Regions from separate parts of the Homo sapiens genome. Here all the other regions are linked to region 1. The links are chromatin loops, found by intact Hi-C in ENCODE. Cell type or tissue: CD14-positive monocyte. All regions are shown on one strand.

Region 1 (8,000 bases):
TTATTCAAACTCCTTCTGATTGTTCCATCTGATTTCATGATCACAAAGCCTATGAAAACTTTCTGTTCTGGGAAACAGAATCAATAATGTTTTATAAGCTTAACTGTGTGATATGATGTGATATTGTGTTTTATGGAATTGGACATGGCCTATGTCTCTACTATATTTTCACCTTGTATGCAACCTCCTGGGATACCATTACATATATATATATATATGTGTATACACACACACACATATATATATACACAAATACATATATATACACATATATGTGTGTGTGTGTATATCTGCTATATACATATATATGCTATATATATATACACACACACATATTATAGCTAGGTATGGCTTTATGTAGTACTTTCTTAAACATTCACCCTCAAACCTGAAGGGTTCTTTAATGATTGTGTTCATTTATTCATTTGGGATTAGCTAGTTTCCAAGGATGGATCAACCATCCATGCCTCCCGGTATTCCCAGCCATGTGTAGTCCCCTTCCACAGTGAATCTGGCTTCAACCAACAGGGTGCAGTGGAAGTGGCCCTATGCCAGTTCTCCACCTAAGCTATATGATGTCCTAACAGCTGCCTTTTCATGCTTTTAGAACCCTTAACCAACATTAAGAAGTCTAGCTACACTCCTGGAGTCCAGCTAACATGGAGAAACCATACAGAGAGGCCACATGGAGCGGTGGGGACATGAGAATGTGCAGGGAGGGAGAGGAGTCCAGCTGCCTCATAATCCTACCGGAGCCCAGGCATCAGCCATCTCTGCCAACCTGCAGCACGAGTGAGGACGCGAGTGTGCCACCTGGCAAGTGGATCCTCTGGCCCCAGTCAAGGAGCTGCAGCTGATGGTGCATGGAGCAGAGAGAAACTGCCCTGCTGAGCCCTGCCAAAATCATAAAATTGTGAGCAATGAAACAAAGTGGCTGTTATTTTAATCCACTAATATTTGGGATAGTGTGTTACATCGCAATAGATAACTGAGACACATTCATCAAATAAATATTTATCTAACCTGCTGTTTATAATAATAATACAACACTAATATTGAGTATGCTGTAATATATAGCAATATAATTAATATGGTAATATTTATCTATCTATTATTGACAGACTTTGTGATGAGTAGGAAATTGTATCTATCTTTAAGGCCTGCAGTCAAGAAGGGGAAACTATATTAAAAGCTAGTGTTTTGGAATTTCGTCAACAAGTCTGTTTCCACGATTTAATAGACTTCAAAATATTCTGTGTTTTCCTCCTATAACAAATATGTTCCTTGTGGACCTAATCTGGCATATAATATATGTACAAAAATACAAGTTAATTAATGAATTAAAGTCAGTGGAATCTCTTATGTCAGTGAAAGCAATAGGGTTGCTGACAAAAAAAGAAAGTAAAAGTTTTTAGTGAATTGTATATGCACCACTGGTTTTTATTTCACCTTTATCTTAAACAGTCAGCCACTCACTTAAACTTTGGCTTCTGAGGCTGAGAGCCACATAAAAGGGAGCACTAAATAACTGCAAGTGTAAAGAATGATTTGTGCTCCCTAAAATGCTTTATTCATACAAGGGAACTGAGGCTTGGAGAGGCAAAGGGGCTTGCTCATAATCACACACCTGGCACATTACGGATTTCAGACTCAAACAGACATTTTTAAAACCAAGTCCATTGTCTTGGCTAAAGTACACCTTCTCCAAACTCCTATCTTTCTCTTACTCAAAATTTCCCTTCAAATCTACACATTCCAAGATCTCTCTTAGAGCTGGGCCCATGGTGCTCCTGGAAGATATGATTGGATTTCTCCTCACCCTCTGAGCAGTGTAGGCACAGGTCTTCTGGTGCAGGGGATGGGGACATTAGAATGTGGCAGCTAGCTGGTACCTATTGGAGACCACCCCTGTAGGTGGGGTGACTCTACCACTCTGGTCTGTCAACAGAATAGTTTTTATGGGACCCTCATACGGGTCAGGGACTCTGTTATGTGCTGCAAGGGATTTGCAGGGAGCAAGAGAGAGGTCCTTTCCCGCAAAAGACTTACGGTCAGCCCCTAAGCTTCTCGGTGAAGGGAAGAGCAACATTGAACATCCGTCTTGGACACCTTGCCCCTTGGTTCTTCTATCTCACGAGTGCCTCGCAGTGGCTCTGCCTGTGGACCCTTACTCATGTTCTCTGGACCAGGGTTGTTAACCATAGCAGGTTAGAACTGCCCATTTATTCTAAATACAACAGCCAACTACCATCTTTATTTCAACCCTCACTTCCCACCACTTCTTCTCTAGTCTCAAAATGCCTTTCAGCATAGGCAGGAAATATGACAGAAGAAAGTCCCAGTCGAACAAACAATAACCGAAAATGCTCTTTGTTGCTGGGCCTTGGCGATCAAAGCCCTGCACATGTTTGCCAGCTGTAGTTCAGATGGTTTCTATTTCACTCAGCATTAATTTTTTATGAAATCTGTGGCCCAGGGGCCCATAAGCGGCTTTTAGTTCTTCATTCTATACTGTCTGGTCTAATTGCCAAGGCATGGTAAGACTCAGATTTTAAGGTGTCGTTAATGTATTTACCAGCCTTCCGGTCTACAGGCAGGCTCACCTCTTTGTGTGGGATTTTAATCATGTTTTGTTTTTAGAAAGGAAATGAAGGTATTCTTGGACTAAATATACTTGCTTTTCTTTGGATTTATTATCAGTATTTCACATCAGCGAGACAGCATACACAACACTGCCAATCCCAAACCTCAGACTTTATCTTCCAGTTTAAGTTTGATTCTTAAGAAGCATATGGAGTCTGTGCAGTGGAGGTAAGGCCTGTTTAAAATGAAGGCTGTTGTTTGTATGAAACATGCTTATTTAGTAGTTTATGATAAGGGGCCTGCTGACCCCAAAGGCTATCTTTCTTCTCACTTAGCAGCAGCAGCCTGGACTTTGTTTCAGATCGTCTCTGGATGCTGTAGCAAAGCCAGCAAGTGACTCACTGTCTGTCCTCAAACTCTTTGCAGCCCCCATTACTGAAGAGCCCCACAGACAACTTAGAAAACACAGTGATGGGAAAGTGACAGTGTTTGCAGAGTTGCTGGTTGCCAGGGGTCTACATGCAAGGCCAGTGCCGCGATCATTTTCATGAATTTCAGATGTCCTTTCTCTTGCCAACTTCGTGTGTTTTCTGAAAAATAATAAGAAAAAAAAAAAAACCCAGTCATCTGGCCTTACTTCCTTAAACCGAAGCTATTAGAGGTATCCAGGATCTGACTAGGGCAGCTAATTTTCTTTCAGTAGTGATTATAGCTGCACACCCTGCACAAACCGCATGCAAGACTCCCCCTCAACATAATTTTACATGCTTCACTTCTCCAATTGGCTCCAACTGTTAACAGAGCCCAGGTTTTGCATACACAGCCACACTTGGGGAGAAAGAAAAATACTTTGTTGCAGGCAGTTTTGCCTTGATACTTGGCACTACTCCATTTCCTGACTGCGTTACACTCCCTTCCCTCCCAGGTACCTGAGACTTCTTCATGCATCTGAGTGTCTGGCTTTTGATGCAGCTCCTGGTTAGGAACCAGCCCTCTCCATGGTCATTAGCTTCCTTTTTTTTTTAAAAAAAAAAAAAAAAAACTACCATCTAGTAGGCAGCTTCTTCGGCACTATTGTTAATCTGAGAATTTGCTAGTACTTAACTCACTCTTCACACGCCATAAAAATCTCTATTCTTTGAAGTGTCTAAGTGTGTGATGGCTGAATGTGTTGGGAGGAGCTGTGTTTCAATATGTTTTTTACTTTTGTTCTCAGGCCAGAGAAATTTCATTCAGTTTCATGTGTTCAGTCCTTGAAACAAAAGGCAGTGCTTCTATTTGAAGCTTTGGTTCATTTAAAGGAAGTAATCAATTCTGTTCTGTGAGTATTCACTGAATACTTCCTAGGACCTATGAACTGATTCATGCCAGAGGCTGCAGGGCCTCTCAAAAAAAAAACCAATGTGTACCACAATCCTCTAGAGGCTTTCTGATTAGACAGATTGGGAGCAGGGTCCAGTTCATAAGCATTTCTGAAACATCCCAAGGGAATGCTGACGTTGCCTCGGTGGACCCCCTTTGAGTAACACTGCTGAGAGAGACACCTTAGTAAATGCTCAGGGTTTTGTGGGAAGACATTGAAACACATCTGAATTAGACAGTAAGACAACCAGTAACACAAATAATTCAAGCCCCAAAATGCACTCTAGAGATATAGAATGCCAGTGGCCTTCAGGAGGTGATAGGAATCACCAACCACTGTGGACCAAAAGTGTCAGATTAGTCGCCGCTATCTGGGGTAGGGTTTTGGAGGCAGTCGGGTTTGGAAGAAAGTGTATGATGTGGATAGGTGGGAAGGGAGAAGAAGGCTTCCTGGACAGGAGGATAAGGTAACAAATAATGATATGTTTGGACTGAGAGCTGATGCATAGTTTCTGCAGAAATAAATGAAGACCAACCAAATGAGAACCAGAAAACTATTTATTCAGAGCTTGCAAGACAGTTAGTCACCATCACTTGCATTTTGGCAGAAATCCAAAGGCAGGCAGAGGAGTGGGAAAGTTTTAGAGTGGCAGAAAGGGAAGGTTCCAGTGTGCGCTGATTAGAGGCTGTTGGCATGAGGAAGCTGGAGGTGGCTCACTAGAAATGGGAATCCCATTTGATTGGTTAGGGGGTATATTTTGCTTTTTCCAGTTGGTCCTAAATTGGAAGGATGGACAAAAATTAAGGAAGCTGTAATTTATTGATCAAGTCCTGGCCATTTTTGACAATTGTTATAGAAGTTATTGCTTGACTTCCTGAGTTGTTATGAGAGATAAGAACTTACTTTCTACAAGTCTGACTTATAAGTAGCATACTGGCTTCCTTGGCTGGCTACATAGAGGTGGGATAGTCTCCAGGGCAGGTTGCTGCAGGCTGTGGGTTGTAGTTCTGTTTTTATATATGGTCTGGCCATTGATGTTTGTACATTCACTCTCTTGTTTCTGGATTTTTGGGGTTTGCCCTGATGTCATCTCTCTTTTCATATTTTTTCTTCTTCATTTTTTGAGATTATGGGCTTCTAGCCTCATTCCACTTCGCCAATGACTTTTGAGAGTTCTCTCCTTATTTTCTGAGCACTCAGGAGCCCTTCTATGTTCTATTTATTCTCTCATCCCTCAGATTGATGATGAGGAACTTCTCCTGGAGGAGCAGATGTTGGTTCAGTTGCTCCTGAGTGAAGCCCAATCCTCAGGTTCCATCGCTATTCACAGGGTGACAGCTATCGCTTGTATGGAGATACCAAAGCTGCATGGGAGACATCAAGGACCAGGGGTCACAGTTCTCTCCTTGACCTCATATGGAAGGACAATTGAGTGCTCTCTGCAAGAGCTTCCAAGTCCCCAGGTAGAGGGAACCCTGCAGGCTCCCCTTGGATAAATGCAGATGCAGGCACTGGGCCCTCTGCGAGTGTCTCGAAATGGAAACTCTGCAGATGGGGTCTTTGCTGCCAAAGCTAACATCCTAAAGGCTCGTGGCCCCAAACAGCTGAGCGGGGTCACCTCTTTTTCCAGCAAGCGCTTAAAAAGGCTCCATATCAGTGCTCCCCAGACACCACACTGAAGCTTTGCAGGACAACTCTCTGTTCTCACCATCTGTCGGCAGCTGCTTTGGCCACAGCAGTCAGCTGCCAACTTCTATCTTCCATCAGAGATGGCCTTCCTTCAGGCTTCTTGACCAGCTCTTTGATGGCACATAACCTTTTAGCCACCTCTCTAATTCTGCAGGTGGCTCACCATGGTTTATTTATGCCATTTCTTTGGCTCTCTGAAACTCCTCTTGGGGTGGCTCCCAGGAGGTCTAGGGAGCCGTGAGCACCTAATTAATTTTCCATGAGAAGCTCATGTGTTGGGCCATCCTTTCTCATTTTTTTTTTCAGAATTGCTTATTTGCTGCACTTATAGTCATTTCTCATGGAAAAATTTGACATATAAATCCATCATATATTAGATTATTCCAGTAAACTAAAATGGCCATAGGCACTCAGTGTAAAATATTTTAGCATTTAAAACATCCATAGCAAAGGTTTTTCATTTATAATAATCATAGATATTATTAAAGTAAATAATACATCTGGGAGCTAGGGCTTTTTCACCTTTGAATTCAGACATGTTGGGTGTGTTCGGGTATGTGCATTTATTTTTTCTGGGCAGAAAACAAATATCTTTGTGATGGTTACATAAACGATGAAAAATTAAGTTATTGAAATAATGATTCTGTTATGTATATTGAAATTAGAGATTAGCTGCTCCTCGATATCCATTTTCTTTTTCTTCTATAATAATTGAACCTCCAGTATTTAGCTATGCACTTGTCTGCAAGAAGAATCCTACTTTCCAACTTTTCTTGTGTGTGGTTATGGCCAGATGACTAAACTGTAGAGAAAGGGGTATAAATGGAGATATGTGTGTGTGAAATTTCTGGCATGAGTCCTTAGAAGGTGGGGATGTGCCCTTTCTTGACTTATTTTCCTTTCTTCTGGCTGGAATGTGAACGTGATGGCTGGAGCTAAAGCAGCCATGTGGATCACATCGGGAAAGCCTTAAGGATGGTGTATGAAGCAGCCAATCAGAAGGAGCCTGAGCTCATTCCAGCCCTGGATCACCTCCTCAGCCTCTTAAGTGAGAGTTAAATAAACATTTGATCACTTTTTAAGGAGCACTGTTATTCTTGTTTTTTAATCGCTTGTAACCAAGCCTGATCATAACTAATAAAACACCAAAATAATCAAATATAAAGGAATACATTTTGCATTGTCCTTTAAAAAGATGGAAGGAACATTCATGCCACAAAGGACTGCCTAAATCCACCCAGAAGCATATTCACCAGAGTCTCAAATAGTAGCTCATCATGGTCACAGTCTTCAGTGTGTTAGAGCTGCTCATACCTTCAGGATACTGCAGAGGTCTTACTTCTAGTCACTCATGTTTGCCTTTGGATCATCACCAAGAATAAAACAATGTCAAATATGTTAAGCAGATAGGACATCATAGCACCCACAAAATCTCAGTTTAGAAATGATAGAAGGATGCATTTTCTTAAAAAAAAATAAAATCACAATAGGGGTAACCTAAAATAATTGGATGGTCAAAGCCAGTCTTCACTGTCACAATGTCAAATACATTTAGGGACAAACAGGTAACGTTAATGTAGTGTGATTTAGGACACCTGAGTGTCAGGAACACGTACTCAAACCTGAGAGTCCCTGTTCTGTCTGAACACACTCAGATTTTTCTAAAATACATGTCTGGCTAAATAAAACTTGTCTGTGAGCTGGTCCTATTCCCAGGCCACCAGTTCGTGCTCCCAATAAGTTTTTTTCAATATTTTCATTGGATTACAGTAGACTTCATTGTTGGGGTAAGACATGATCTCAGGCTTCCATTATAATTAAGGGGAAGACAAGATGGGTCAGTATAGGTGACTTTTAGAACCTGAAATGCCTCACTGGGCTCAAGGATTATAATCTGGGATGGTTATCGTCGAGCTTGGCGTGAAGTGTGGTGGCCACGAGAATGATCCATATTAGAAACCTAAATACTAGACAGACAAAGAAAGGAAGTGCACATCCAGGGTTGAGACCAAGAGAACTAGGGGTTCAAATACAGAGAGTAAGCCATCAGTCTCTGAGCAAGAGACAAGAAATAACCTGAACAGGAAGTAAAATTTAAAAGAAAATTTAAATTAAACAAATACAATTCATGTCTTGTATGTTGTATATAAAAATTAGATTTAAGTTAAGAAAGGATAATATGCAGACAACATAGACCTTATGCAGATAGGCTAACAGCCATTCTTCCCATCGACCCACACAAAAATAAAAGGCTCAAAAATAATTACGTAAAATCAGGATTTATAACAATGCCTCGAGTTAACAACCCGCCTACTTGGTTAAAGTTCCCTTTAATTTAAACAGGTGACATGATTCTGAAAGTTAT
Region 2 (8,000 bases), 63 kb after region 1:
TCAGAAGAGACTCCGACCTAGCTGGTGGGGGCAGTGGGACAGTTGATAAGCCCTGGAGGATTTGTCAACACCCATGGGACCAACAGAGGCAACAAACTCAAACTTTTCCAGTGAGGATGAAAGCCACACAACCCTGTCACTGTATCTTTGGGCTGACCCTCTGACCTCTTAGATGCTGAATCCACCCCTGCCTTCCTGTTCCTGCCACTGCTGTCTTCCTCACCAGGCCCTTCATGCTTGCCTCCCATCAACTGTCTCAGGTCCTGATGCCTGGCAGCCACCCAGACCCAGTATAGCGTATTTTGTCCTCGGGGCTTTTCAGAAGCCTTGAGCTTCTTGACAAACTTTCGCTCCAGTTGGAGGGAGGTCATGTGGTACAGAGAAGGGGCCTTGGAGTGCAGGATGAGAGTCTGAATTGTAGCCCTACCTATGAGAACCGTGGGAACAGGGGCAGGTCACGTGGCATTCTCATCAGTAAACTGAAGATGATAACATTTGTCCCAAAGGAGATCACATGAGATGATAGTGTAAAAACAGTGTGTAAGCCACCACAAGTCTTACCCAAATGTGAGGGTCTCACCTAAGCCCTTTGGAGACTGAAGCTGCACTGAAGCCCTATGCAGACTGAAGCTCACACCTTTGCAGCATCCTGTTTCAGTTCTGCAAATCACCCAATGACTGAGAGGTTTTCAAAACTGGCAAACTCCTATTGCCCATGGGAGATCTCCATGGGGATTCCCGCAGATATCCCTTGAGTCTTTCTGGCTAACTGCTACCTATTTTTCCCCCTCCTGTCTCCTGGATTCAAGGCTGAGTTTGATGCTCCTCCTTGGCTTGCTGACGGCACCCAGAGCATGCCTCTATTCAAGCACAGGCGTGGCACAGATTTTCTGATCTGTTTCCTCTATTCAAGCACATGCGTGGCATGGATTTTCTGATCTGTTTCCCTCTGTAAATCCCTTCGTGGTGGAGACTGTATCTTTCACTACTAGGTGAAAGATACCTTTCACATGTTAGGTCCTCAGTAAATATTTCTTGAACAAATGAATGAATGAAATTCTCACTCATCTCGAAAGTGTACATTCTCTGCTTTCTCTGAGCAGCCTTTCAACACAGTATGACCACAATAATTCTATTTTCTCAGTGGAATTGCACACCTTGAGGGTAGACACTGTCCTGGCAATGGCTACTATATAATAAGATGCAGGGAAGGAATTGCAGGCACCACTGGTTTCCCTCGCATGCTCTGTTATTACAGTACTCCTTTATTACAAGCTTGGGTTTTGTGTTTGCAGATGCAGTCACGTGGCAGAACCAAATCTCATAAATATATAGGTAACGTGGTAACCAAAAGACTCCATTTTGGAATGGCTGGAGTCTCTGAGACCTCTCTAGATGTAGTATAATGTAATGATTAAATGCCTGGGCTTTGGAGTCGATTAGATAGGCTCAAATCTCACTTCATAAACTATGTAATCTTAGGCAATTTCCTTAACTTTGTTGCCTCATTTTTCTCATCTTTATAAGCTTTGTGCTCCTCACATACTTGTTCTGAGAATTAAAGAAGATAATACATATTAAGCAGTTAGCACAGTCCCTGGCACATAGGAATTATCCAATATCTACCATATCTACCAGTTCTTTCTTTCATCATTGTTATTATTTTCATCATTAGGAAGTCATCTCTTTCTTCCTTTTGGTGGCATTCCCTGGCACCTCTCTCCCAGTTTTAAGGATCTCAAGGGCAGCATATTCCACAAGACTTTTAGTACCTCTGGTAGCATTTGTGGATTTGTGTGTCTGTGGATGTAGATATTTGGAAAAAAAAATGTCAAAACTCTTTACCCTCAACAAACCAAGAGTGTTTCAACAAGTATTCAATGACATCTCAGTCTCTTATCAACAAAACAATCTCAAATATTTATTCTTTTCCCCCCCGCTGATGTCTGGTCACCTCCTTCCCCTCCAGAACCACATGTGCCCTGCAGGAGGACAGCATTCTGCCATCTAGAAAGTTTCTATGCATTTCTCCTGCCTTTCTGAACAGGCCCACTGCCATGGAAAGAGAAAAATGTACTCCATTCTCCTGATTTCCTAATGCTGTGGACATGTGGGTCAGGGAGAGTAATTCCTATTTCACTTTTCCTTTCTGTGATTAAACAGCCAGGCCATGGTGCATGACCAAAGTTAAGCAGCTCTCCTCACCTGTCTCCAAAACAAGTCTGCTTACAGATGTGGGCCACATCTTGACCTCTTAACATCAACCACAGAGCAAGACCTGTACCCTAGAGATGCTCAGAAATGTTTGGTGAGTGAAAATGATTGGGTGAAGGAGTAAACAATTAAGAAAGCCAGCAGGATGAGTTGCATTAGCCATGAATTGCACTCGTACTGGATATCAGGGAGCAAACACAGGCTTCTCTGGAAAAAATGCTCTTTCTTTCACTCTCTATTATAACAAGAAGAAGAAGAAGAGGAAGAGGAAGAGGAAGAGGAAAAATGGTTGGAGTAGAAAAGGAGAAAGCAGATAAAGAGGAGGAGGAAAAAATAGAAAGGGATTAGACAATTAAACACGTTTTGCAATTCCATTTCTATGTGTATATTGCTTTACAGTTTTCAAGGTGTCTTCAGTTTCATTTAACACAATATATTTTTATTAAACAACTACATAACATTTGTAACAATTGGCTACAAATTGAATAGGACACAGTTTCTGCCATCAATTCAAAATGATCCTGAAAAGTATAAAGGCCACTTATTTAGATTATGCCTTGTTTTATGATGAGCAAACTGGAGCTTGCTCGGAATGGAAGATTACGAATATTACTTGGCCAAGAGCACAGAGCTTATCAGTGAGGGGATTGGACCTAGAATTCGAGGTCATATTCTCTACCCATACAAGGCTGCATCCTTTATCCTTTATTTAGACCAAGCAATATTCAAGCACTTGCAAACCATATGAATGTTCCAAATATGTATACTGGACACCAAGACTTTATGCACATCCAGTATCTCATTTGTTGTGAACTTTGTTTTTATAATATAATTTACTGCCAAAAATCTGAAAAGTGAGGATTTGATGATATTTATAATCCACATCTACACAATTAAGAATTAACAGCATTCATCTCCAGAATGTAATAAATATTAAATCAAGCTTTTATATGTGGCTAGTAGCTATTTGCCTATTACATTAGTTAGGCAAACTCATTTCAATACTAACATTTAGATTTAAACTATAAACTCTAATCATATTAAAAAGCAACACTGTGCCAAATCTTGAACTGATAGCAAATACTGATTCATATACCAAAATCAGAAGCTAAATTCCACGGAACCACCAGTGAACTGTTTTGAGCATGAATTAAATAGGAAAATATTGGACTTGAAAATTAAAATAATGTCCACAACTAGGTGTCAATCATTCCAACATTCTATTCATTTTAGCCCCTGTAATTGAGCAGGCAAGCTCTCAACAGGAGGATGGGCACCTGCTCACATAGTGGTAAGTACTGGCCAACCTTGCAGCCAAGTCCACCAGAATTAACAAACTTGACCTTGTTATTCAGTAACCAATATGGATTTTAAAAAGAAAGAAAAAACAATGAAAAACATTCATGATTTAAATGGGAACCATTTTGTAAAGAACAACTGCAAAAGCAAATTTTACGTTTCACTGTGTTGCAATCCAAAGTAGCTGAGAGTACTGCTCTGCCACTTCTATTTTTGTAATGTCACACGCCCACAGAGAGTTCACAGGCACGTAGCTGGAGGAGAGACTGGTTCTCCCTTTTGTACCACTACCCTTCGGAGACAGGCATTGGAATTGCTTCTGCTCAGGAAGGCTAATAAACATAGTAACCAGAAAAAAGAAAAAAAAAAAGAACCCAAAGCAATCAATCAATCAATTAGATTAATGGATTAATTTTCACTTAGGCCAGAATTTGAGTTATTTGTTGAGGACAATGCTGGGGAGAGTTAGGGAATAAATCAAGAAACAGGTGGATTTGAGAGGGAAGGCAAACTGGGTGGGGTTAGTGGAGTGACCTGCTATATTCGTTGGCAAAAGCCTTCTGATCATTTTCTTTCTCCCACTTCAAACAGGCTTCTGTCACCATCACTCCACTGAAAGTGCTTTTGCCAGGATCCCAATTTGAAAAGTGAAATTTCCTAATTAAAGGAAGTGGTTGACCCTGCAGCGTGCATATAGATGTGATCCATCGTCGTTCAGGTATACAACATGACTGCCGCCTCTCACACTTAGGCAGGGACCAAGGCTGATAGAATTGACCCTGTTACAGAAAAACTATCCCATCATATGAAGAAGGCACCAGTAAGCTATTTTCTTTCATTCATTCATCAGTTCATTATTTATTCAACAAACATTTGTGTCCATAACATCCAGTCTAGTTCTAAGCGATAGCGATGTGACTAAGCATTTGAATAAGACTGAGGTGATACTTGCTCTTATGGGGCTCACATTACAGTAAGCCAATAAAAGAATAAATGAACAACATAATTTCAGATAGAGATAAGCACAAAGAGCAACATGGGACAGGGTAATGTGGACGAGATCTGTCTTATATTGCATATCAGGAAAGGCCTTCTTGAGGATGCCATATTTAGTAACAAGAAGAACTCCTGCATGCTCTGTCTAAACCACCACCTGCCCACACCCCAGTAGCAACACTCCCAGAGTTGCCCATTCTCCCTCTCGTAGCAGCACATTTTCCATCTCTGCCAAATCATTCCTGTCTGTGTGCAATTTACCTACAGTATCTCTCAATTGTTAAAAAATACCCTCCTCTTGCCTTCCCTCCCCTTTCAGATTCCACCCCATTTCATTTCTCTACTCTCCTTCACTGCAGAAATCTACTAAAAAGACTTTCATCCTTTTTCTCCACCTCTCCTTCCCTTCTTTCTTGAACCTGCTTCAAACAGACCTCTTTCCACCACTCCAATGAAACTGCTCTGGTCAAGTTCTCACTGACCATCAGGTGGCCAAATCCTGTGGTCATTTTTCTGTTCTCACCTTGTCATTAGTGCTCAGTCCCTATCCCCTGGCACTCACCACTCCCTTATACACGGAGGTTTGTACTGTAGCCGTCTGGGACTCTCGAAGCAAGCATGGCCAGCTACAGATGGGCCGGAAGTCCTAGGGAGTCAAAGCCTGCAGGGGCAGCCCTCAAACAATGACAGAGAGGAACTGGTGTATAAATGCCTCAGTTTCCTTTCCCTCCTATGGGCGATTCTGACACAGGTTCTGTATAGGTTCCCAGAGGCATCCAGTGGCATTGAGTTCACTTTCCTACAGTGATAACCTTCTTATGAACACGCCTCGTGTGGACTCCCCTCCATTCCCTGTCTTACTTACCTGCACCCTTACTGGTGCCCCTTAGAATCACCTCTCATATTAAGTGCTTGCGATCAATTCCTTGTCCGGATCTGCCTCTGGGAGGATACAACTCTGACAAATTCGTGGCAAAAGTGACCGCAATTTCCCCCTCACTATATTTGCAATGTGACTTTGCAGCTCCTCCCATAAAGAGATGAAGATCATTTCTCCACTCCTGGAATCTGGGCTGATCTCGTGAGTTGTTTTACTTTAGGGAAAGCAACAGAAGCGACAGTGGCAAGTGATATGAGCTGAGGCCTAAATGATTGTTACATGCTTCTTCTTGCTCTCTTGGGACTCAGCCTCTGTATGTTGAAAAGCCTAGACTAGCCTGCAGAATAATGAGACATTACGTGGGCCAGTGCGAGTCATTTCTGTTACTGTCTGTGAGAACACTTAGCCAAAATCTGCAAAGCTAATCTGCAACTGACTCATTGCCAATCATAGACATACAGGTAACCCAACCCAAACCTGAAGAACCGTCCCACTAGGCCCTGCCTAAATTGTCAACCTATGTAATCTTGAGCTGAAGAAAAGGTTACTTTTCAAAGCCACTAATTATGGGGATGATTCATAATGCAGCAAAAGGTAATTGTTACATTTACTTAAATCAGATGGTCCCAGAAGTGGTCCTAAGAAGATCTTCATGATGAGATTGTGGAACCCACTTGCTTACCAAACAGATGGCAGCAAGTACCCCATTTCTGGTGGCATACAGTATCACAAATAGTGAGACTCTTACCTTTGGTGGATTGAGATGGGCAGAGATGAAAGGGGATACATTGCCTTCTGTAATAGTTCTAGCTCTTGAAGTTTATGTAGGCAATGATCATTATAACAATGGCTGGCCATGGTGGCTCATGCCTGTAATCCCAACACTTTGGGAGGCTGAGGCAGGCCAATCACTTGAGGCCAGGAGGGTAAGACCAGCCTGGCCAACATGGAGAAACCTCATCTCTATTAAAAACACAAAAATTAGCCAGGCATGGTGGCGCATGCAGGTAATCCCAGCTACTCGGGAGGCTGAGGCAGGAGAATCACTTGAACTCAGGAGGTGGAAGTTGCAGTGAGCCGAGATTGACCCACTGCACTCCAGCCTGGGTGACGGAGTGAGACTCTGTCTCAAAAAATAATAATAATTACTATTATTATTATAAGGATAATTGTACTGCTTCTCTTTGTTAATGACAGAAGCCCTGAAAGAATAAAATGACAGCTATCACTCCAAGCTCTAATTTGAATGACAGAAGTCTACAAGAAGGACCCACACCTCCTGTGGCCGGAAGACAAACTGTAATGAATAATCAGACACAATATTTGGTTATACGGTGCTAGAGATATAAACCACCTACACTAAAGTGTAGGTCTGATATAGAAGAGGTAGGACATTGAGACCTGGAATGGGGAACTTTGGGTAGATACACTTGAGAACCTTAAATCTCCCAAATTTACTTGAATTTGCATAAAAGCCTACTTCTTTCTTGTCAGAGGAGAAGTAACCTCTCATTACCTGGAGACCATGGACATGCTTCTCCTTACAAATGTCTTACAATATGATACTAGACCAATGAACAGGCTCAAGTTTCTTCATGTCATAGTGAGAAGTACTGACCCTTTTCTGGGAAGAAAGATGTTACTCACCAGGAACCAGAAGGTTCCTGCTGTTCCATATTTTCCAGAACCTACAACTTTTTTGGTGAATAATACCTTTCCTTCCAAAGAAGGTCAATGTTCCTGCTGGGGATACATATTGAGGGTATAGACTGAGATCCATAGATCTGAGGGGTTGGGGGGTCTCCTGGAGGTAAGATCCTGCAACATAACAGAAGGATTATCAGTAGCTCTTACTCCAGTCTTTCCCCCAAAGAACTGATAGCTGTTTTTCAAAGTAAATATAAACTGTGGAAAGGGAAGAAAGATCTTTTAACAGCTTTTGAATAAGGATATGGATATGGATCAACAGCTACTGTTAAGATGCCATTAAGCCTTTAATACTATCCTGACACCTTGTTAGAGTTGAGATTCACAGATGTCAGGAGATAAATGGAGTCCTGGTCAAAGCCCATCTCACATGAGTTCACCCTGAGTCTATGTCCTTTGTCCTAGCTTGCATAATAGAGACAGATACACATAGCATCTGGCAGCACCTTCATATTGGTTTCCTGACCTACGAAGTAAGAGCCATAAATGTAGGCAAGGCCAAGTGGGAGTCCCTGAAACTCTCTCTCTCCCTCACCAAAGATAATAAATCCGAAGTGATGTTGCATCTGAGGGATTATACCTGAGAATAGCACCTCTCTCAAAGATTTAAAACATGCAGAGATGGCGGTTCTCATCATATTCCCATTTAATTCAACGATATGGTTTTTGCAAAAACCAGATGGATCATGGTAGCTGATGAGGGGATAGCACAAACTTAGCCAAATGATAGTCCCAATTACAGTTGTTGTGCTGGATGTGATGTCTCTACTAGATTTAGAACTAGATCAAATAGCCTCTTTAACTTGGTATGTGGATACTGATTTAGCAAATGCATTCTTTCCTATGCTCATTGAGAAGCGGGATCAAAGGCAGTTCACAATAACCTAGGACAGATAATTTTAAA
Region 3 (8,000 bases), 160 kb after region 1:
ACTGGCAGGAGACCGGAGGAGAAAGAGGTCAGATCAGGGTGGGATCAGCGTGTCCTCTTCCCTACTCAGTCCTTGCCAGGCCTCCGTGGTAGCCCTGTCTCAGTGTCTCCACAGCCAGAGCTCTGCCAGTTCCTTCAGGCCTGGAACTGGAAACTGCTTCCTCCTGTTTCAAGTCCCTGAGTGCTAGACTTTGCCTTATCACTTCCTCAACTCTGTCCCACCTCAATAAATGGTGCTTCCATTAAATCCCTTTTATTCAATCCCTGAGGCAGTTACCAATATTAATCAGGTTGCACACATTTAATACTTTACCTAGGCGCAAGCATTACACACACACGTGCAAACCCTCTCTCTGTTATATGAAGAGTGTGGCTTCGAAATCAGACACACGTAAATAAACAGGCATGCCATAACTGCCCAGCTCACTGGGGTTCTTCAGTCTCTGTGACTCTCAGTTAATTCCTCTGGGAAATGAGAACAGAGTCTCTACCTCCTAGAGTGATGATGGAGCTGAACTGAACTTACACGGCACATTCCTGGTGTGCTGCTCCCTCATCTATTCATTCGGTATCATACAAGCGTCCCAGCTCTGTTTGGCAATCCCCCACTGAGCTTGCTTAGGTCTGGTTGTCTGACCTACTTCCAGGTGCAGTAACTTTTTCAGGCTAGGACTTGGGTGGTCCTGCCCACATGTCTAAGCATTTTGCTATAGGATTGACTCCAGCCTCACCACCTCCTTGTCCGGAGGGATGGATATGCTATCTCCAAAGGAGATTGTGGAGGTAAAGAGATGGGTGTAATGATTTCTTCATGTTTGCCCCAGTCCCAGTAGAACTGCCATGAGGAGTGGGGTCTCTATGCCCCCTGCCCCTGCCATTCTTTTGGAGGAAATCTCACCCAACATGTGGTTTGTGAATTGCCTTTCTGGGTGTGTGATGTGCCTGAGATGATGATGACAATGACCAGGGTTGGCGGAGGTTGGAAAAGAAACGGTGGAGGAAGTCACTGTGGGCACAGAATCAGCCCCCCATGCCTTGCATGCAACAACTTAGACGGAAACAGACTCACTTCTCAAATTGATGAATTGGCAGCTGGACATCCAGCTGCTGGGCGTTCCCATCCTGGTTGAAAATTCTGTGTGACATTGGCCATGAGCGATAAACCATGGAAACCAGTGCTAATGAGATCTTGTTCATCCATTGGCTCAAAAACATTGCCTCAGTGAGCACAGCTATGCATGATTAATGGTGGTCAAGAATGAATGCAGAGTTATCACTTCAGACAAGGGAAAAGTTGCATGCATCCCCCAAATTTCTGGAAAAAAAAGAAATGAATTCAGAAAATACAAGCAAGGGCAGGATAGAAGGGGAAAATACTTATTCGAGGTTTGCCACTAGAGATTTCACTTTTATGATGCATTTCAGCAAAACAAACAAACAAAAACATTTAGATTGTTTTCATGAACTATATAAAAGTAAATCGATCCATAAAAGGAGAATAAATAAAGAATTTAAACCACTTTCTTGCCAAAGAACCTTTAAAAAGGAAATATGTTGTTTTTAACAATTCCAAAATAGTCAATAGAATGTTTAGAAATAGTTGATAAAACTACTTTGTTTAGAACTCAATTTTCAAATTGAATCTATTTCTTTAATTAAAAAAACAAATTTACAAAAAAAGATAAAGTGGTAATAAAGGCTGAGATTGGCTGTATATTCAGCAAATGAACCTCCTCAAATCATAACTGCTACATCCATTTCACGACGACTAATGATGGCCACAGCCATTTGTGTTTGTATCATCATCCAGACTGATGACTAAGACAGGCAAAATGAACAGATCATCCATGGCCATTCATTGGACAAGTGTGCAGCTCTGCCTCATAAATAAGATCTACTGTCATTTTTTTCCTAATTGTATAAGCAATACATGGCCACTTCCCAAAACTGAAAAAACAAGGAAAATCACAAAGCAAAGAAGATTCAAGCTGTCGATAATTTCGCCTATAGTCCAAACTACTTAGAGGCTGAAGCAGGAGGATAGCTTGAACCCAGGAGTTCAAGGCTACAGTGCGCTATGGTAGTGCCACTGTACTCCAGCCTGGGCAACCAGCAAGACCCTCTCTCTGAAATTATAATAATAATACTAACAACAGATTCACATTTCAAAGTACTCATTGTTAACATTGTAGAGAATGCATTTCCATATTTTTCCAGTTCTTAATAAAAGATATAAATATAAATAATGTACAGCTATAAGTAAATAATATAAAATGTAAATAAAGTAAATATAAAACCCTATAATATGATTTCATTTTCTTTTATTATAGTCTCTAATTACTGGTCAAGTATATCTTTTCAATTTTTTCTCTGTTTTTGTTTTTTGTTTATTTTTGTTTGGTTGGTTTTTTTTTTTTTTTTTTTTTTTGAGACAAGATCTCACTCTGTCACCCAGAATGGAGTGCAGTGGTGTGATCTCGGCTCACCACAACTTCCGCCTGCCAGGTTCAAGCAAGTCTCCTGCCTCATCCTCCTGAGTAGTTGGGGTTACAGGCGCATGCCACTCCCGCCCAGCTATTTTTTGTATTTTTAGTAGAGACAGGGTGGTTTCAGTATGTTGGCCAGGCTGGTCTCAAACTCCTGATGTCAAATGATCCACCTGCCTCGGCCTCCCAAAGTACTGGGATTACAGGCATGAGCCACTGCGTCCGGCCCCATTTTTCTGTTTTAAAATCAGTGAAATTCCTTTTCTAATGTTTAAAGTAATTTAGTCTGCTGACCCTAACTGAAGATAAAAACTGAAAAATTAAACAACCAAACCCCACACCAACCTTCTATAAATTTTCCTTGTTATTTGAGGCCCCAGGATCTTTGCTTGTGCCCTTCCCTCCACATGAAATGCTCCCTCCTTCTGCTCATCTGCCTACAAACTCCTGGCTTTTGGTAGAGGGCACTTAACTACTTAGTTCCACGTGTTTTCCTTAAAGAGGAAGGACTTAGACGTCATTCCCAGGAGGGAATACCTCTTTCTCCCCTAACTCAGTGCTCCTGAGGTACAAGGCAAGAATATACAGCATTAGGGCGCCCCCTTGCTCCGGTGGACAGCCATGCTAGAGCTCATGGTTTCATGGGACCTCCTTCTTCTGGGCTGTTTTGCACTTGCCATGGGGAGGCCGGCTGTAGTCACACCTCTGGCTAGGTGAATATTCACTCTGCAGACTCAGTTACTCTCTTGCAGTAAACCGCAGGTCTTCACATGGACAGGAGGACTGCAAAGGCCAGAAGTTCCAAGTTTCATTCTTCAAACTTGCTTAAGTCGTTTAAAGTCTTAAGTGGGTATTTCAACACCTATCTAACTTCTACATGTAATTCTCAGGGTTCAGAACTGGGGCAGAACCCAAAAGTCTTCCTTGGACCACATCTGTCATAACAGAATTAACCTTTTATACATACATTTTATAGCACCGAATCATATTTGTTCACATGGCATATCCCATTTGAGTCTAAGGCCTCCTTAAGGCAGAATATTGAGACTTACTTGTCTCTTCATTTCCATAAATCATTCTATTCCTATTATGCTATTTCCTAGCATAATATCTGGCATATAGGAACACTTAGTAAAAAATCTGTTAAATGAGAAGATCGCAAATTGTTGGCAGTGTCACATATTTGTAAACAATCAGACAAATTTTTATCCAAAAAGTTTCCCTACAAATAATAGATTCTTATAATGATAAGATGTCCCTAGAACAGTGATTCTCACATGTTTCAGAATCATCTGGAGCAGAGAACACCTGCTGGGCCACCCCTGAGTTTCTGGTTAGTCGTTTTAGGCCCTAGACTTTACATTTCTAACAAGCTCTCAGGTGATATTGATGCACCGGTCTGGGAACCACACTTTGAAAACTACTATCCTAGAACAATCATTCTCAAACGATTATCAGAATCACTTCTGTTACAGTTGCCCCAGTACATTTCTAAAAAATAAAAAAAAATTTAAAAAGAATTACCTCTGTTTTGCTAAATTTCCACATATTGCTATGATATTCCGACCTGGAAAGGTGGATGCAGAAATCAAATATTTCATACATGACTCTGTGATAGCAAATCCATCCAAAGACAGATAATTGGAAATCACTGGACTTGGGCCGCACTCACAAGCTAACTTTGGAATGACATGTAAAAAAGAATTTCCTGGCCATATCTTCTGTGACTCATTCTGTAACTGTGAATTATTGAGTAACTAACAATTTTCTGGGGAAATCTACTCCAAGATACCGTATGGTGTCTTGGTTTGGGCTAAACTTCACTATTTAATTCCTGATTTTATCATGCCCTATAGGACTGTTCTTCTGATCTGATCAGGATACAGCAAGTCTCAGGACAGCAATCTCTTCACCAACAACTATTAATTAGACACCCACTAAGGGAAAACCACCATGGAAGCTCCAAAGTGGAGAGAAAGAAGCAAAATATTTAGCTGTCTGGAAATATCAGTTGGCTGTAAAGATAGAAAATAGATACATTTTTTAAAAAGATATTTCTAATAACAAACAATAGTTACCCAAAGATTGGTGAAGAAAAGAAAAACTAAAATAACTTTGAGGAAGAGAAGGATGGATTTCTCAAAGCTAGAGAAGTAAAGAAAAACCATTTGAAGAAGAAGAAGGAACTGTAGAGTTATATCGGAAGACAGAATTGAAGAGGCAAGATCCTACCTAGAATAAAGTTCCAAAGAGAGCTTGAGACCCAAGCCAATTATAGAAGGACAGGTCTAGTGATAGAAGTAGGACATCTTGACTTCCATAAAAACAACAAGGGCACCTCTGTCAATTAGCTACTGGCTCTCTTCTGCAGATGACATTGCTCTGGAATAGTATGAGTCTGATTCCTCAGTACCATCTGGCATTTTCTGACTAAGAGCAGCTCTTGTGCTGAAATGCAAAAATGGTAGTAGTTAAAATAGCACAGAGAAAATGGTGGCCTGTGTTTATCGACATGTCTTAGCGTATAGGAGTCAATAACTACTAGATGTTATAGAAAACACATTCATTTTGATGAGCCCTGAGGCCCTGGAATACCTTTCTCCAGTAGGTGATAAAATTGCTGATTGTTGTCTTTGGGAGAAGTTAAAGTGGAAATTAAATGGGCCCATGAAGAATAATAGCCCTTTTGATTTCTTTTTGGACGAGGCATGTGTGTTACTGCCTATGCCTTCACTTGATGTAGCAAACACTAATGATGATATCACGGTGTTCCTTAGTTATTGAAAACCATGTGAAACATTCTAAAATAATTCTGTAAAGTAATCTTCTATTTATCTCATCATGTAAATGTGGCACCACACCTGAAATCAGAAATAGAAAATATTGAAAATTTTGAAATCAAATGTAGCATGCCCTGAGATGAGACACGATTGTTACAGTATCCGCACTAGTGACATCAACGACTAGCTGTGGATGAATAGAATAGGATACTGAAGTGGTTAATCATTAATTATTGTCTTGGAGCCTTCATGCTTTTGTAAAATCATCTGCCCGCATCTGCAGCTTTGGCTGAGGGACATAATCAGACCACTGTGCTTTTATCAATACACTCATCTCTTCCAGGAAGCAGCTTTATGGGCATGGTGGACACGACTAAATCTTGGGAAATCAGATTCTCTCTCATAGGAAATTGGGTCTCTCACTGAAAGATTGTGTCCGTTACTAGTGGGAGTCAAGACAAAGTCATGCAGACTTGAGGCTGGTGGCCTCAAGCGATGAGCAGAGGAGCCAGTCTTTGGGGGAAGAAGGCTGAAGATATGCCTGACAGAAAAGCTGCCAGGTGACTTTCCAGTTCTTGTGGGACCCAGCAGGCCCCCAGCACTTTGTTTCTCATGGGCACATAAGAGGGAGCTGACCACGGCTGCGGCAGGGCCCGCGCCACATGCAGCAGTGTTTGTTCATGGTAGCGCCAGCTATGCAGCCCAGCGGGTCCATGGGTTTGGTTTGAGTATCTGCTTGAGTCAATGTCCATAATCCTCTTCCATACTTTTTCCTTGGCAAAATGAATCTTTATGGCTTTTAAGTGAATAGATGTCATAGCTGGATCCAAATGGGACCGCGCCGGTCTCCTCCTGAAACTGGAGTTCCTTGGAATATGTGTGAGATCAGCTGGCAGCATCCTGAGGCTGCTCTGTGGCAATGGTATGAATGCCACAGGCACTGATGTTTGTAGCCATGAACTTTCCAGGAGATATTTGTCCTGCTCCCTATAAAGATTAGTAAAATCTCCACACAAGATGAGCATTCTTCACATTCACATGGCCTCCAGGAGCATCAGTCTGGGCTCAGGAGTCCTCAGGAATGCAGCACCTCATGCCTTTGGCTAAAGGCCTTTGACAAAGTGCTGGGGGAGGGAGCGTGGCTATGGGAGGGGCATGGCTGTGGAGTGGGCATAGCTAATAAGCATTCACCACAGCTACAGGCTATTTTCATCTCCTCAAATTCTCCAAGAAGTTCTGTCATAAATTCAGTGGTAACTCTCCAGAAAAATCTTTCCCACCCCTCCCCTGTTCCCACTCACCTTAACCCACTTCAACTCATCCTGGCCTGGGTGCCATTTCGTATTCACCCATATAGCCCGTGAGGTAGCCCTTTGTGGTTAAATGTACATACTATGGCATAGTAGTATTTTTGAAACATTAACTGATTTTACTTCTTCTGATATTTGCCCTCTTCCTCCCCTTTATCCTCCACTCCCACTCACTGCCCCCACTCCTATTGAGGCAGATGGTCTCTTCTGGATTCATGGCCTCAAAGAAGGGCAGAAGGTAGAAGTGGTCTATTGATTTAGCTTTGATATTTACCAAAGCCTCCAACAATTAAAGAGATTACACCAAAATACCTCAATAGGGTGCTTTAGAGAGAGGTAAAAGGTCCCTCGACCTCTCAAGAAGGGGAGACCCCCTTACCACTCCAATGCAGGGCCTCAACAATGTAACTGGACTTCAAAGAGAGATGGTATCAAAGCCCTGAATTTCCTCTTTGGACATTAGGCACAGCAAAGATCTGTTGGACCTCAAGTACAATGAAGATGCCAGCATTTCTAATGTGGGTAATCTGGCTTCTCTCCACATTTTGGGCTCCATGAGTCTGTTGGAGCCCTAGTAAGGAGAAGATTACGACAGCGACTGACATTAAGTTTTCTATCCTCATGGTAATAGAGTTTTAGGGTCTCAATTAGTTTCATGGGAAGAAAATAAATGAAGTAGCAAGTGTGTTTTTTAAACTTGAGTCTTAAACACTTGCAGTGTCTGTGTTGTATCATCTTTTCATCAATAGGCCCTCAACAGCCGGAGGGGGAATGATGTGTCTGAGTTCTCCCACAGACACTCTGGAGCAGGTATCCCCAGTGTGCCAGGAACCCTGCTGGCAAGAACATGCTAACATATTTAGAACCGGTTTCTCTTGGGAGCTGTTCATTTAATACGTGTGGCACATGGTAAGGTGGTCAATGAGGCCAAGGTCTTTCAAAGGGATTAATAACTTGACTATTTTTAACTGCTCATCATACATACTTAAGAGAGAGTGGCACTGCTTGTTATTATCTCAATTTACTTCATTTGTTTGCTTTCATTTAAATCTGCTTTATTTCTCTTTGTTTTCTTTCTTCCTTTCTTTCCTTCTTTCTTTCTTTTCCTTTTTTCTTTCCTTCAACAAGAGCCTATTCTTGTCTCCAGAAATATTACGTTAAGTAGTAGGAATACAGATAAGAGATGAGAACACATTCAACAACAAAAAAATCCCATTTTTAAAAACAGCACTGTGGAGGTGGGCATGTGTCTAGTGCGAATAAGGTAGAATAGCACATGCATGTGCCACTCCCTGTGGCAGAGGTTCCACTTAAATAACTGTATGGACGTTCATAAATAAATAAATCTGTAGCAGTGAAGAAATTGGGAGCAATGAAGGTCTTTTGTAGATGGGAGACTTCAATGCATTTCTTGAATATGGAAGC

The links. Hi-C counts contacts between places; a loop is a spot of excess contacts. Peaks named below come from ENCODE experiments on the same cell type or tissue, not always from the same donor. Only the 100,000 strongest peaks of a DNase experiment are listed, where the experiment ranks them.
Region 2: it touches region 1 in a loop (2.7-fold over the local background); 5 of 110 quality-filtered maps call a loop at or near these places.
Region 3: a loop joins it to region 1, with 2.0 times the contacts of the local background. A loop is called at or near these places in 6 of 110 quality-filtered maps.

What each region holds. Positions count from the first base shown.
Region 1 is chr6:6,329,146-6,337,145 of GRCh38, forward strand. It overlaps LOC124901253 (a long non-coding RNA gene), which reads left to right. Exons shown (of 2, transcript XR_007059428.1): 2 at 608-1,022. Among named protein-coding and RNA genes, the nearest start is that of F13A1, 12 kb to the left of the region's middle. RefSeq lists an enhancer at 2,667-2,716. In CD14-positive monocyte, no CTCF peak of the experiment used is centred here; a DNase peak (open chromatin) is centred at 4,576; H3K4me3 peaks cover 1,349 bases; H3K27ac peaks cover 2,897 bases.
Region 2 is chr6:6,392,269-6,400,268 of GRCh38, forward strand. All of the region lies in intron 4 of LY86-AS1 (LY86 antisense RNA 1), which reads right to left. Among named protein-coding and RNA genes, the nearest start is that of F13A1, 76 kb to the left of the region's middle. RefSeq lists enhancers at 34-203, 334-533. In CD14-positive monocyte, no CTCF peak of the experiment used is centred here; DNase peaks (open chromatin) are centred at 693 and 3,723; H3K4me3 peaks cover 3,786 bases; H3K27ac peaks cover 5,580 bases.
Region 3 is chr6:6,491,825-6,499,824 of GRCh38, forward strand. The region is part of intron 3 of LY86-AS1 (LY86 antisense RNA 1); the gene reads right to left. Among named protein-coding and RNA genes, the nearest start is that of LY86, 93 kb to the right of the region's middle. In CD14-positive monocyte, CTCF peaks have their summits at 3,094 and 3,198; DNase peaks (open chromatin) are centred at 3,087 and 4,217.